Regions from separate parts of the Homo sapiens genome. Here all the other regions are linked to region 3. Evidence: read pairs that join two places in POLR2A ChIA-PET (ENCODE). Cell type or tissue: PC-9. All regions are shown on one strand. Region 1 has its middle 25 kb from the start of CCDC110. Region 2 overlaps SNX25 (sorting nexin 25). Region 3 has its middle 25 kb from the start of PDLIM3.

Region 1 (2,500 bases), 63 kb before region 3:
GTGTTGAAATAACTTGCATTATTCAGAAAAGGATATCAATTTCTGGTGTCATCTGGAAGGTTAAACAGAGTAAAGTCAAATAGCTGAATTGCGTATTGAACCTGTGATTAATTTTGTTCCTGTTCATAATAATGAGGTCATCTGAGAGCCACCTAATGGCCTGCCACCGCCCAACTAATTATCTAGAATTCCTACAATTGAAGACATTCTTCTCCATGAAAGGACTGTCTCTGGAACAAAATACAAATATCTGACATAAATGAGAGCAATAGGAAATTATTAGGCCGGGTACGATGCTTCATGCCTGTAATCACAACACTTTGAGAGGCTGAGGCAGGTGGATCAGCTGAGGTCAGGAGTTCGAGACCAGTCTGACCAACATGGTGAAACCCCATCTCTACTAAAAATACAAAAATTAGCCAGGTGTAATGGTGCGCCCCTGTCATCCCAGCTACTCAGGAGGCTGAGGCAGGAGAATCACTTGAACCAGGGAGGCAGAGGTTGCGGTGAGCAGAGATTGAGCCACTGCACTCCAGCCTGGGTGACAGAGCGAGACTCCATCTCAAAAAAGAAAAGAAAAGAAAAGAAAATTATTAGTACTTATTAGCATGCTTTAGTCTATTGGATTAGCTGGCAGAGCAAGCATTAATCGGAGGAATTGCCATCAGGATCAAGTATATTCATGAAGGGAGTAAAAGGTCTGCAGGATGAAGCAGTGCTCTAGAAGGGTGATGGCTGGGAGCTTTGGGAACTCAGAGAGCAGTCACTGGGGCCATAGATGTAAGAAGAGGTGGGCTGAGCAACACGGAACGAAGTGGTGCCTGGGGCATAATTGCACAGAGCGCAGGCTCCTGCATGTGACACTGTTGCATATCCTCAGTGCTTGAATGGACCACAGATATGTGCCCACCTTGCTGTCTGTACCCAATGGTCACACACACACTTGTGCTTTTCAACTCATATACCTTAGAAAATGAGGTGGAATAGGAATTTGGCTTCCTGAGAAGTAGTTCTCGAACTTACAAGATAATTTTGCTCTTGGTGCAGAAATGGATAACCTGTATATACTATTTCACTATTTCACAAGATGAATAATCAAAGAAATACATGAATGAAGTAATTTTCATCCTAAAGTAAACATTTGGTATTTACTATAATCTTAATTTAAAATCTATTTATGCAATTGCGATACTTAACGATGTAGTAGCAAGCAGATTTTTGATATTGTATTATTTTTTGAATAATTTGGATAATGGAATTGTGCTTTGGGTTTTCATAAATTATGACATGGTGACATTTCTTGGACATTCTCTGCATACTTAGACAAAGTTTTCAGGGATTTTAAAAAGCTAATGTTAATATCTAATTTTATGTTTTTTTTTATTTTTTGAGACGGAGTCTTGCTCTGTCGCCCAGGCTGGGGTGCAGTGGCGCGATCTTGGCTCACTGCAAGCTCCGCCTCCCGGGTTCACGCCATTCTCCTGCCTCAGCCTCCCGAGTAGTTGGGACTACAGGCGCCCACCACCATGCCCGGCTCATTTTTTTGTATTTTTAGTAGAGACGGGGTTTCCCCGTGTTAGCCAGGATGGTCTCGATCTCCTGACCTCGTGATCTGCCCACCTCGGCCTCCCAAAGTGCTGGGATTACAGGCGGAAGCCACCGTGCCTGGCCTAATTTTATTTATTTTATTTTTTTTTGTTTGTTTGTTGTTGTTTTTAATGAATGAATGATTGATAATATTACTAAGAAATCTGAAAGAAAGTAATTTCAATGAGATAACCACTTCTTATAGGTACTTTGTTTTCAAATCAATCACACATAACATTCGAATTAGCTTTAAAAGGTCAATTGGTAGGCCAGGCGCGGTGGCTCACGCCTGTAATCCCAGCACTTTGGAAGGCTGAAGGAGGTGGATCACCTGAGGTCAGGGGTTTGAGACCAGCCTGGCCAGCATGGTGAAACGACCATCTCTGCTAAAAATACAAAAATTAGCCAGGCGTGGTGGCACATGCCTGTAGTCCCAGCTGCTCGGGAGGCTGAGACAGGAGAATTGCTTGAGCCCAACAGGCAGAGGTTGCAGGGAGCTGAGATCTCACCAAGAGGCAGAGTTTGCTGTGAGATGAGATCATACCACTGCACTCCAGCCTGGATGACAGAGTGAGACTCTGTCTCAAACAAACAAAAAGGTGCCGGGTGTGGTGGTTCATGCCTGTAATCCCAGCACTTTGGGAGGCCGAGGCGGGAGGATCACCTGAGGTCAGGAGTTCGAAACCAGGCTGGCCAACATGGTGAAACCCCGTCTCTACTAAAAATACAAAAATTAGCCAGGTGTGGTGGCACACGCCTATAATCCCAGCTACTCGGGAGGCTGACGCAGGAGAATGGCTTGAGCCCGGGAGGCTGAGGTTGCAGTGAGGTGAGATCATACCATTGCACTCCAGCCAGGGCAACAAGAACGAAACCCCATCTCAAAAAAAAAAAAAAAAAAAAAAAAAAAAGT
Region 2 (2,500 bases), 200 kb before region 3:
GTGGGTTCAGCAAGCCAGACAGAAATCTAAAATAGGAATTACACTGTGTGGTGGTGGAAAACAGACACGTTGTCAATAGCCCAGGGACAGATGAAGCACTCTTTCCGCTTGCGAGCTCAGCTGTTGGGAGGCACTGAAACACTGTAAAAACTCTGCTTTCATCTCATCAGTTGCTTGGTAGAAAATGAAAGCCTAGTCAGAAGAGTTTTCCTGACCTAAACCCAAATTCTGCAGATGTCATAGCCATGACTTGATGGCAGGACTGAAATCATCTTAAGTGGTAAGATTTATGCTTTGTACAGCTATGAAAATGTCCCAAATTGTGATGCCCTGTGATAAAAAGTTTTCCTCTGGTTTCTGTTTCAGTGTTTAAATGGGTGAGAAGAACATTAATTGCCCTCGTTCAGGTCACTTTTGGAAGAACCATCAACAAGTGAGTTGTATGAAATTAATATTTGGATCCATGCCCTACTCTTTTGCCTTGACAGTCAAATTACCTTATGATCTAGCAGCCAGTCATTTAACTGAAAGTCTTTAATTTTCTCTCACTTTTCGTTTCTGATATGATTCTAAGATTGGATAGGAGAGTCGATTTCTAAAAGAATTTCTCCCACAGAATGCATATGGCAAGTTAGATAAGAAAAGCTTGAGCTACTTCCACACTCTGACTGGCGAGGGTCAGGAGGTTGTACTCTGTAGAGCTCCCCTTTAATCATGACGACGAGTTTGAGTATCTTGAGTAGAATGTTTTTATGTCAAATAATGAGAATCAGTTTAAGGTTCAGACTCTAAGCCAGAAGGCAAGTAGGATGAGCATCACATGGCAGGCGTTTACTTAGAGGAAAATACAGACCATGTATTAAGGTTTTCACAGTTGTGTAGCACTGAAGTGCTAACTCTTCTTGTTAGTTAATATCTGCGTATCCACTGGGGTGTGTGTGTGGCCCTGTCATCTAGCACTGTTACAAGCCATATGTCTATTCTAAACTATATTATATTATCCATATACATAAAGGCATTATATATGTATCCCAGTCTTTCACTGAGTGTTCTAATGTTGCTCATAAAAAGTGATCCACATTTTGATCATGCATTTATGAAAGCCCTGGGTTTGTTATTGAGAACTCAATTAATATAGTCAATTATTATTAGTTTCTAAGAAATTATTGGAATTTTTCATAACTGCAAAGTCATGTAGCCAATAGAAGTTGAATAGAATTATTTAGATCGGTTTAGGCCTGAAAGGGTGTCCTAGCGATTAGTCTCACTTCTCATTTTGTTGGTGAAGAAGTGGAACCAAAGAGATCAACTGCTTGTCTGAAGTCACCAGACCCGTTAGCTGACCTAACCTGGCCCCCTGGTCTGGTGCCTGCTTCATCTCTGTGCCTGGAATTTGGAAGTACTGTTATCAAGATCTTTTATATGGTAACTCTATACCCAGAATTGTTCACAAGATAAACATTATGATTTCCTGCAGAATAGGAATATGAGTCAACGTCTAGAAATTTAAAAAAAAATCACTTTTTTATATAACAAAATAAGTTTTAAGATGAAATTATCAGATTTTCCCAAGTGAAAGATTTAGTGGTCAGACATTTGTACAAGATTAGTATAATAGTTTTACCATATAAAGCTTATAAATTTTAATAGGAAACACTGTAAAGAACATTTGCTATTTTTTTATTGATTTGCCAATGAATATATTTTCCTTGTGGTCAGAAACAAAGTTTACTTCTACTTAAGATTTTAAAAAAAGAGTTTTAGTTGGCTGGGCACAGTGGCTCATGCCTATAATCCCAGCATTTTGGAAGGCTGAGACGGGCATATTGCTTCAGCCCAGAAGTTTACGACCAGCCTGGGCAACATGGTGAGACCCTGTCTCTACAGAAAATAAAAAAATTAGGTGTGGTAGTACACGCATGCCTGTGATTCCAGCTCCTCAGGAGGCTCAGGCGGGAGAACTGCTTGAGTCCAGGAGGTCAAGGCTGCCATGAGCCACTGCATTCCAGCCTGAATGAAACAGCAAGACCCTTTCTCAAAAAAAAAAAAAGTTTTAGTTGCCCGTCAGAGGCTTGTTTAGTTGACCTAAGTATCATAGGCTTTTGTTTTACTCAGAAAAAATGGCCTGTTTAATTTTTTGTTTTAGTCTAAGGCAAACAAATCTCTTTTGTATTGACAAGCCTTAGATAAAGAAATTCCCAAAAAAAGGCCAGGCGCGGTGGCTCACGTCTGTAATCCCAGCACTTTGGGAGGCCGGAGCAGGTGGATCACTTGATGTCAGGAGTTCGAGATCAGCCTGGCCAACATGACAAAACCCCATCTCTACTAAAAATACAAAAATTAGCTGGGCATGGTGGGTGCATGCACCTGTAATTAAAAGAAATTCCCAAAATGGCCTTCTTTTTCTCAGGACTCAGGACTTGCTAATCTATTTTCCTTTTCAGTGTCAGCAAATCATGCATGCTTTCATTGCTCCTATTTATGATATTGGCTGTTAATT
Region 3 (2,500 bases):
GACCTTGTCTTCGAGCTCTGAATTTCTTCTACTGGTTCAATTTATGGCTGAGACTTTCCAGAACATTTTGCATTTCTATAAGTGTGTCCAGTGTTTCCTGAATTTTTGATTGTTTTTTTCTTTAAGATATCTATTTCCTTGAATATTTCTCCCTTCACTTCTTGTATTGTTTTTTGGACTTCCTTGCACTGGGTTTTACTTTTCTCTGGTTCCTCCTTGATTAGCTTAATAACTAACCTCCTGAATCCTTTTTCAGATAATTCAAGGATTTCTTCTTGGTTTGGATCCATTGCTGGTGAACTAATGTGATTTTTGGGAGGTGTTGAAGGGCCTTGTTTTATCATATTACTAGGATTGGTTTTCTGATTCCTTCTCATTTGGGTAGGCTCTGTCACAGGAAGGTCTAGGGCTGAAGGCTGTCCAGATTCTTTTGTCCCACGGAGTATTCCCCTGATGTAATACTCTCCCCCTTTTCCTATGGATGTGGCTTCCTGTGAGCCGAACTGCAGTGATTGTTGTCTCTCTTCTGGGTCTAGCCACCCAGCGAGTCTACCCGGCTCCTGGCTGGTACTGGGTGTTGTCTGCACAGAGTCCTGTGATGTGAACCGTCTATGGGTCTCTCAGCCACGGGGAGAGAAGAATAGGCCAGCCCCTATTCTGGTGGAGGTGGCAATTGGGGCTGGGGGAAGGGTGCAATGGACTCCGTGAGGGTTCTTAGCTTTGGTGGTTTAATGCTCTATTTTTGTGCTGTTTGACCTCCTGCTGGGAGGTGGTGCTTTCCAGAAAGCATCAGCTGTGGTAGTGTGTAGAGGAACTGGCAGTGGGCGGGGCCCTAGAATTCCCAAGATTATATGCCCTTTGTCTTCTGCTACCAGGGTGGGTAGGGAGGGACCCTCAGGTGAGGGCAGGGCTAGGCATGTCTGAGCTCAGGCTCTCCTTGGGCAGTCCTTGCTGTGGCTGCTGTGGGGGATGGGGGTGAGATTCCCAGGTCGCTGGAGTTGTGTACCTAGGAGGATTATGTCTGCCTCTGCTGAGTCATGCAGGCTGTCAGGGAAGTGGGGGAAAGCTGGCAGTCACAGGCCTCACCCAGCTCTGGTGGGAGGTGTTTGGATCATGGGGGTGGGTACTCATGAATGGCTTGGGCTGTCCCCTTGGTGATGAGTGAGCTCACACTCTGAGTTTACATGAGATCTGGTCATTTAAAAGTGTGCAGCACTTCCTCCTGCCCAGCTCTCTCTCTCGCTTCTACTTGCACCGTGTGAAATGCCTGCTCCTGCTTTGCCTTCTGCCGTGAGTAAAAGCTTCCGGAGGCCTCCCCAGAAGCCAAGTGATGTCAGCACCATGCTTGTACAGCTTGCGGAACAATGAGCCAATTAAACCTCTTTTCTTTATAAATTACCCAGTGTCAGTTATTTCTTTATAGCAATGCAAGAACAGCCTAACACACTGGTACTCAGGTGATGGCTTTTATGTCACAGTTAGGCCCTCAGAGTTCTCTCGGAAGATGGAGACTGTGAGCCCACGGCAGTACTTCTCGTCCTGAGGCTGGACCCTGCACCTTCAGGTCTCCCAGTGACCAGCCTCTCTGCCTCCCTGGGGTGGCCAAGGGGACTGAATGGACTCCGTACTCCTGATGCTCCCTCATGCTCATGTTCAGCCAAGAACATCCCATAATAAAACTCCCTGAGGCCAAAGCCTTGGTGATACAGCTCTAGGTGTCACAGCTCTTGGTGACACAGCTCTTGGTGACACAGCTCTAGGTATCACAGCTCTTGGTGTCACATCTCTAGGTGTCACAGCTCTTGGTGACACAGCTCTTGGTGTCACAGCTCTAGGTGTCACAGCTCTTGGTGACACAGCTCTAGGTATCACAGCTCTTGGTGTCACAGCTCTTGGTGACACAGCTCTTGGTCTCACAGCTCTAGGTGTCACAGCTCTTGGTGACACAGCTCTAGGTATCACAGCTCTTGGTGTCACAGCTCTTGGTGACACAGCTCTAGGTATCACAGCTCTTGGTGTCACAGCTCTTGGTATCACAGCTCTTGGTGTCACAGCTCTTGGTGACACAGCTCTTGGTGACACAGCTCTAGGTATCATAGCTCTAGGTATCACAGATTTTGGTGACACAGTTCTTGGTGTCACAGATCTTGGTGACACAGCTCTAGGTATCACAGCTCTTGGTGACACAGTTCTTGGTGTCACAGCTCTTGGTGACACAGCTCTTGGTGACATAGCTCTAGGTATCACAGCTCTAGGTGTCACATCTCTTGGTGTCACAGCTCTTGGTGACTCAGCTCTAGGTGTCACATCTCTTGGTGACACAGCTCTAGGTATCACAGCTCTTGGTGACACAGCTGTTGGTGTCACAGCTCTTGGTGTCACAGCTCTTGGTGACACAGCTCTAGGTATCACAGCTCTTGGTGACACAGCTCTAGGTATCACAGCTCTTGGTGACACAGCTGTTGGTGTCACAGCTCTTGGTGACACAGCTCTAGGTATC

Evidence for each region. ChIA-PET counts read pairs that join two places held together with the same protein. Peaks named below come from ENCODE experiments on the same cell type or tissue, not always from the same donor. Only the 100,000 strongest peaks of a DNase experiment are listed, where the experiment ranks them.
Region 1: POLR2A ChIA-PET joins it to region 3 with 10 read pairs; 4 of 35 experiments call an interaction of 5 or more read pairs at or near these places.
Region 2: POLR2A ChIA-PET joins it to region 3 with 16 read pairs; 2 of 35 experiments call an interaction of 5 or more read pairs at or near these places.

Annotation. Positions count from the first base shown.
Region 1 is chr4:185,495,509-185,498,008 of GRCh38, forward strand. No RefSeq gene overlaps it. Among named protein-coding and RNA genes, the nearest start is that of CCDC110, 25 kb to the left of the region's middle. In PC-9, no CTCF peak of the experiment used is centred here; no DNase peak of the experiment used is centred here.
Region 2 is chr4:185,357,305-185,359,804 of GRCh38, forward strand. SNX25 (sorting nexin 25) reads left to right here. Exons shown (of 19, transcript NM_001378034.2): 16 at 367-433. Among named protein-coding and RNA genes, the nearest start is that of LRP2BP, 37 kb to the right of the region's middle. In PC-9, no CTCF peak of the experiment used is centred here; a DNase peak (open chromatin) is centred at 1,427; H3K27ac peaks cover 1,127 bases.
Region 3 is chr4:185,558,981-185,561,480 of GRCh38, forward strand. No RefSeq gene overlaps it. Among named protein-coding and RNA genes, the nearest start is that of PDLIM3, 25 kb to the left of the region's middle. RefSeq lists enhancers at 144-990, 879-998, 991-1,835, 1,039-1,088, 1,239-1,288. In PC-9, no CTCF peak of the experiment used is centred here; a DNase peak (open chromatin) is centred at 1,091; H3K27ac peaks cover 1,824 bases.